2 separate regions of the Homo sapiens genome follow, and region 2 is linked to region 1. Evidence: chromatin contacts called from ENCODE Hi-C or POLR2A ChIA-PET data. All regions are on one chromosome and are shown on one strand. The core of a region is the stretch at or near the end of the contact, and the rest is flanking DNA. Distances in the headings are between cores, read along the strand shown.

The links. A loop is a pair of places that touch in the nucleus more often than their neighbours do. ChIA-PET counts read pairs that join two places held with the same protein, here RNA polymerase II (POLR2A). Pooled maps may share reads with other maps.
Region 2: a pooled map shows a loop between it and region 1 (2.3-fold over the local background). The contact joins two enhancer-like sites. A Hi-C loop is called at or near these places in 2 of 168 maps with a recorded cell type or tissue (endothelial cell of umbilical vein and natural killer cell), 1 of 37 single-sample maps with no recorded cell type and 10 of 50 pooled maps. POLR2A ChIA-PET finds 5 or more read pairs at or near these places in 6 of 52 experiments (OCI-LY7, activated CD4-positive, alpha-beta T cell, activated CD4-positive, alpha-beta memory T cell and 2 more).

Annotation. Positions count from the first base shown.
Region 1 is chr5:40,331,840-40,335,415 of GRCh38, forward strand. No RefSeq gene overlaps it. Among named protein-coding and RNA genes, the nearest start is that of LINC00604, 93 kb to the left of the region's middle. Within about 2 kb of position 1,777, at least 3 of the 41 ENCODE cell types and tissues checked have a DNase peak (open chromatin) inside an H3K27ac peak, as active enhancers do; they include endothelial cell of umbilical vein, where a contact is called at or near this core.
Region 2 is chr5:40,427,790-40,431,365 of GRCh38, forward strand. No RefSeq gene overlaps it. Among named protein-coding and RNA genes, the nearest start is that of LINC00604, 190 kb to the left of the region's middle. Within about 2 kb of position 1,847, at least 9 of the 41 ENCODE cell types and tissues checked have a DNase peak (open chromatin) inside an H3K27ac peak, as active enhancers do; they include endothelial cell of umbilical vein, where a contact is called at or near this core.

The DNA of each region.
Region 1 (3,576 bases), core at 527-3,026:
CAAAATCTGAGAGGGAGCTTAACCGTGATCCCCAGCTGCTCTGAGAGATCAATGGACACAAGTGAGTCCTGCAGGTATCTTGAGTGTTCACTCAGCACTTCTGGGGGTCACTGGAAGCTCCACTTCGGATCCTACTCCTGACACCATCTGAGAAAAGAAAAACTTCAGCCAAATTAATTTAAAGGAGTTTAATTAAGCAATGAAAGATTTGCAAATCGGGCAGCCCCCAGAATCACAGCAGATTCACAGAGACTCCAGGGGTGCCTCGTGGTCCTTGTGGTCAGAACAAATTTATAGACAAAAAAGTTAAAGTGACAAACAGGAATCGGAAATTAGGTACAGAAACAGTGAGATTGGTTACAGCTTGGTGTTTGCCTTATTTGAATGCAGTTTGAACATTCAGCAGTCTATGAGTGGTATAGCCACTGGGATTGGCCAACACTCAGCCATTGTTACAGGTGCCTACTATTAAGTTAGGTTTTCAATTGTGTCTGACTATTAAGATAGGTTACAGTTCATCCACAAGGACTCAAATATAGAAGTATGGAGTCTTTCTCAGGCCATATTTATCTTGCTTTAACTCTATCTTCTATTTTATAACCATTGGTTCCTCAATAACATCTAGAATGCCACAAATCACCACAAAAGTAAAAACTGGGTGATGGATTAAATGAGAGGGAGGGAGGGAGGGAGGGATGGATGGATGGATGGATGGATGGGAAGAGAGAGAGAAACATATGTCCTTGACTCTTTATTTTGGTGATTTACACCAAGAAAAGAAAGCTAACAAACTGTTTAATCAGAACTATATCAACTTTTAGGTTTAAAAAATTATTTTGTGAAAAATCCATTAGAATGTTTCAGAGATATGATGATTGGTATGCAGATAAATTTCATTTTTAAATATTTGGTTAGAAAAAGTTAGAATTTTTCAAAATATAAAATTATGAATTACATAAACACTCAATCATATTTTGTCCCTTTTGATAGATTATGTGAGTAAAAGAAACGCAAAAAGACAAAAGAATATAGATGGATTCAATGACATATAAAATCTTTATAATCTAAGCCAAATAAAATTATATAGCACTGGCAACTTTGTCATGACTAAATTTATGAGTGTAACACTAAATAATGAACTGTTTTGTGTGTGACTTATAAAGTAGACTCATTGTTGAATGGGAGAAATATATTATCCAATGCATTTTGAGCAAGATGAAATGTAAGGTACCATTTTTATAGAAATATTTTAGAGGAAGCTGTTCAACATTGGAGGATAATAGCCGTTACTTATAAAATACAGCATTTCCCCTCTGATTCATAGGAAAGTAACAAGATCTTTATCAGAATGTTCTCATTTCCACATAATTCAAATACCATGTATATCAAAAAATAACAAGTAAAGACAAAATTTATTAAATTTTAGAATATGAATGGCATTGATCATAGTGAATACATTTGACAAAATCAAATAACCAATGGAGCATATTCATTTTGGTGAGTATTCTTAGTAAAGTCTTTAGGTCTCAGTTTCTTTTGAAAAATAAACTGGTTGTGAATATTACATGAGATAAAATAAACGGAAAGGCACATTGTAAAAGAGTGATAAAGCAATACATAAATATAAATTCTAAATGTTATAACATTGTGCATAGTCATTGTGCATGTTAAATGTTCAAAAAATAACTGAGTTAATGATTGAGGCATTGCAGGAAGTCTGGGGTGAGGCACTTGGCAGGAACTGCCACACAGGACTATTTTCTTCACTATGACAATGCTCTAGCTGAGAGTGAATGTTTTTAATATAAATGGTTTTACTCAGCTTAACAACCTACTGGATTCACTATTACAGTCATGAGTCATTTAAGCACAGGGACATATTCTGAGAAATGTGTTGTTAGGCTATTTTGTCATGTGAACATCGCAGAGTGTACCTACATAAACCTAGATTGTGTAGCCTACTATGCTCCTAGGGTATTGCTCATAGGCTGCAAATCTGTACAGCATGCGATTGAACTGAATTTTGTAGGTAGTTGTAACAAAATGGTATTTGTGTGTATCTACACATAGCTCAATACAGAAAAAGTACAGTAAATATAGGTTATAAAATATTAAAAATGATATACCTGAATAGAGCACTTACCATGAATGGAGGTTACAGAACTAGTATTGGCTTGGGTGAATTTGTGAGTGAGTAATGAATGAAGGCTTAGGACAATACTGTACACTACAGTAGTGTCAGTAATGTTTAAACTGTGCACACTTAGGCTATGCTAAATTTATTCTTTTTAGTTTTCTTCAGTAGTAAATTAACCTTAGCTTACTGTAATTTTTTCTTCATAGACTTCGTAATTTTTTAACTTTTTAACTCTCTCATAACTACACTTAGCTTAAAACACGAACACTTTTTTCCTTTATATACTTATTCTATAAGGTTTTTCTATTATTAGGCATTTTTTTTTACTTTTTAAACTTTTTTGCTAAAAACTAAGACACAAACACACACATTAGTCTGGGCTTACAGGGGATCAGGATCATTAATATCACTGTCTTCCACTTCCAAATCTTGTCCAACTGGAAGGTCTTCACAGGTAGTAACATGCATGGAGCTGTCATCTCCTATGATAACAATGCCTTCTTCTGGAATACCTCCCGAAGGAGCTGCCTGAGGCTGTTTTACAGTTAGCTTTTTTGATTTTAATAAGTAGAAGAAATGCACTCTAAAATTACAATAAAAAGTATAATATAATAAAACATAAACCAGTAACATAGTTGTTTATTATCATTACCAAGTATTATGTACTATGCATAACTGTATGTGCTACACTTATATATTCCTGGCAGCACAGTAGGTTTGTTTACACCAGCATCACTATAAACATGTGAGTAGTGCCTTGCCCTACTACATTTGGATGGCTACAGTGTCACTAGGTGATAGCAATTATTCAGCTCTGTTATAATCTTATTCAACCACTTTAGTGTAAGCAGTTCATTGTTGACCAAAATGCTGTAATGCAATACATGACTGTATTTAATACTGTTTCCACTATTCAAGCACAACAGATCATTCATCATCACAATATTATTATAATCAATACTATTCAAAGGAGAAAACACAAGCTCTGGAAACAATTTCAAGATAGGAGTTTAACTCACTAATGCAAAAAAGACACATCATCAAAAAAGCAGTATTCAAAATGTGAGGTTGATGACACTTATGATATCATTATTCATAGGATGAAGAATTCTGGCATTTCCATTCATCTTTCTACCACCTATATGTCTAAGGCAGACATTGCAGAGCAACTACCTCAACAACCTTACAGCCCTTTTCCTTATGCCTTTCTATAATGCAGAAACAGGAAACTAAAACAAAATGACATTTCTCAGACTGCTTGCAGCTGAATTTTAAAATATGATTTAGATCCAGATGGGATTAAGACTTGGGCAACAGAATGAGAAAGAGGGCACCTTTCTGCTGCTTCAGATAATTCTGCTGGCAAACCCAATGGTGGTGGTAGTTGGATTTCCAAAGCAGCAGTACTAGAACTTGTAGACACAAACAGGGCAGGATTT
Region 2 (3,576 bases), core at 597-3,096, 96 kb after region 1:
TTGCATGCCTCACACCCCTAACCCTCATCTGTTGCTATAAATCCTTATTGGCAGCCTCAAACCATAAATCTGCCCTAGGCTTGGGCCTTTTCTCCTTTAACGATGCCAGCCCCATCAAGCCTATTGTCTAGTGCTAACATAATATCACCCTAATATTGAGTGTTACTCCCAAAATACTATATTCCAGACTCATAATTCTGCCCATTCAGGCTTCCAAATTATGTAAAATTAACTTATCATTGATTTATCATGTGTGAAATTTAAAAATCTTCTATGGTTGGAATTTCCTTAGCAAAAATGGTAATAGTAGCTAGCTAACTTTCACTGAGTACTTAAGTGGTGTCAGAAGCAGTTCCTATGTATAATAATATCTCATTTTATCCTCACAAAACTCCATAAGGGTGACACTCATATTATGCCATACTTTGCAATTATTCAAGGGCCTAGAGTAGCTAAGTGGCTGTTAGGACTGGCAAAGCTGAATTTCAAACGCAGTCAGCTGTCCTCTGGGGACCCACCTCTGACTCACCATGTTAGACTGCCTTGCATAACTGATAGACAGCTGAATAACCAACAAATTTCTGACACCAATGCAAGGCCTGACCACAGAAAGCAGTACATAGTAAGCAAATCAACTAAAAATGATTATTTTCCTGGCATTTTCTTTAAATTATACATTTTCCCCCTTTGAGTTATAAACTAATGAATTAATATACAACTTCAAAGAATGCCCCAATTATTTCTTTTCCAGGTCCCAATCAAAAAGTGTTACAAACTTCTAGAGCTTTATGAAAGGTATCATGAGGCCTCTCAATAATTGTTTTGAGAATACAATGATTTTCTACTAGCACTGATACATAGCCAGCAAAGTACAAAAGAGTTGATGCACTAGAGTGAGCTTTTAAAGCCATAAATCAGAGAGCCTCAGTTCCATGTTGGAAATTCACAAGGCTTCCCAGTCAGCAGAGATTGAAGCCCCCCACCACTATCCAGCCCCAGACACTGTCTTATTTCATTTCCTCCACACTCTCCTCCCGCCCCAGGTCTTCCTTAGGTTACCTCTCGAACTTAATGCAAGTTTCTACTTAATCACTTTTTCTCATATCTCTCTCTCTACCTGAAATTGTATTTTATGTTCACCTGTTTCCCTGTTTTTCTCTCCCTCCAGCATACTTCATGAGGTCTAACCCTTGATTCTTTTACTACAGTAACCCTAGGCCCTAATAAATATCTGTTGACACAAAATAAATACATATGGAATGTTTGACTCATTCAGGACCCAGAAATGTATAGAATACACCTTAGCTGATGATCTGGAGAAAAAATTCACTTTACCCTTGTATCCCCTTGCCCATCTCAATACGTTAGTGGTCAATTATATTCTAATTCCACACCAAGGGGCTAGAAGGTAAAAATCAAACCGTTCCCTTCCACTCTTGGTTATTTGGCTCCTTTCTTTTTCTGTAGTTGTCAGCACTTGGAAAATGACTTTCTTCCTTTAGGCCCAGCCAGGTTATAATAACCTCAAATCTTGACATTTTTTTCACAGCAAAAGCCCTATGGAGTTGAAATGCTGAAAGAGCATTTCACACACACATGCACACACACATACACATGGTTACACATGCAGTGAAAACCTGCTAGAAAACACCTACCCAGGGCACCAGGGTTAAGTAGAAGGAGACATCAGAAAATATATCACAATCCCATATGCTATCTTACAACTGAAAAATAAGAACTGTGATTCCACAACAGATAAAATGAAAATGTCACTGCCATTAGAGAAATAATTTTTACCAAGCTGCACCTATCTGTCTTCAAATCTAGTGCAAACCCAGAAAAAGCCACAGATGCAATCAATAGAACCACTCATGACAAAACTGGCAAGTAAAGGGAATGTGGTAGTTCCAAGAACTTACATACCCAAGCCTTGCCTGAACATGTTCTAACAGTCAATGATAACTGCATATTCCAAACCCTGATTTTATCTTCAAGGAAACTTGTATTACCCATATAAATTGAGCTGGAAACTGTAAAATATAGATAATTGTAAAGATAAAGTTCTTAAAGTGTCTTAATTTCCACTTTCCCAGGCAACATGCGCTTTGTCTAGAAAACTTAGTGCCTCTCTCTCTCTTGCAGGTCATCTGGCACAGACTATTAAATGACTAGCACTTCCCGTTCTCAGGGTGATGTATCTGCTTCCTGATGGTGTTGGCTCTGACTATCTTCCTACTTCCACCCAGTGGCTCCAGCTGTGGCTGCCAAGAAAACCCCAGCTGATGGAGGATGAGAGGTGAAATCAGGACACACAAAGACCTGTTACCATCATCTTTCACCTGGATTCTCCTAAAGCAACAGCTGCTCATCTCATCACTCTGAGTTACTAATCCTTCTTTCTGAGACAAAAGCCCAAAAGGCAAATGGGAAATGACTTGTCAGATGACATCACCAATAATTGAACATAAAGCAGACTCAAATTAGGACAAAATCTTTTGTATTTACTCAGTTTATATCAGTAATATGATTATCTCAAAGTTCTAACAAAGCAGTCTGCCACAAGGGGTAACAAAAAACATAGTCACTGATTTGTCCCAGAGCATCTCCAGCTGGGACAACTTATTCTACCATCTCTGCTCTGCCCAGACGACCACACACATTGCCTTGCCTAGGGAAAGGGGCAGGGAAATGATGCAGGCTTTACTGTTCCATTGACCCTTGCAGCTAATCCAAAGGGACATAAAAATCTCTCATTTCAGACTTTTATGACATAGCGTAGCCCTCCCTGGAGATAAGTAGGAACACTGGTCTCCCGTCCCCACTTGCCCTTTGGGAAAGATCATCACATCAGCCAGGCAGAGAACAGCCCCAGCTGACCCAATGTACTTTCTCTTTAGCCTCTCAACCCTTCTTCCTTTGGTTGTTCATGACAACCTGAGTTTTCAGGGAATTTCAAATTGATGATGACAAGCTGTTTGTCCTGTCTCAATCTGCTGAAGATGTTTAAAATAAGGAGCTATAGTGAACAGAGAGTTGAAAAAAAAATTCTTTGGGGTGGATGACACATTGACCCAAACCATTCTGATCACACACAACTCTAAGCTCCTATTTGGTGGATGACATTAAATGCTGAAAAGGTTTGGAGTGCACATATATTAGCTACTTTTCACAGCCTGTGTACAAAAAGTCCCATGCCCTACTCTGCCATACATGTTGACTGACTAGCTTCATTAGCAAGGAAGAACAAAATAGTCAATGCAATCTTTTTCTGTGAGTTCAGTGAAGTCCTAGATCTCCTTTTGGTGTCAAACCATCACCTTCCATGAAAGGTTTTTGTGAGGTGGACACAATTTTCAGAAGGTAGGGTCCAGGTTCTCTGACATTAGTGTTAACCTACTTGAAATCTTCCTACTTAATGGCTAGACACAGTATTACTTAGGAATTAAGCTTCAAGCAACATTCTTAAAGAACAGGTTATAGAATTTATTATTTGTTAGAATTTCTTTATGCAAAAGTGGGAAGTATCTTTAAAAATATTTTAGCCAAACTACATGTCTTGAATAACTTTAATGTTAT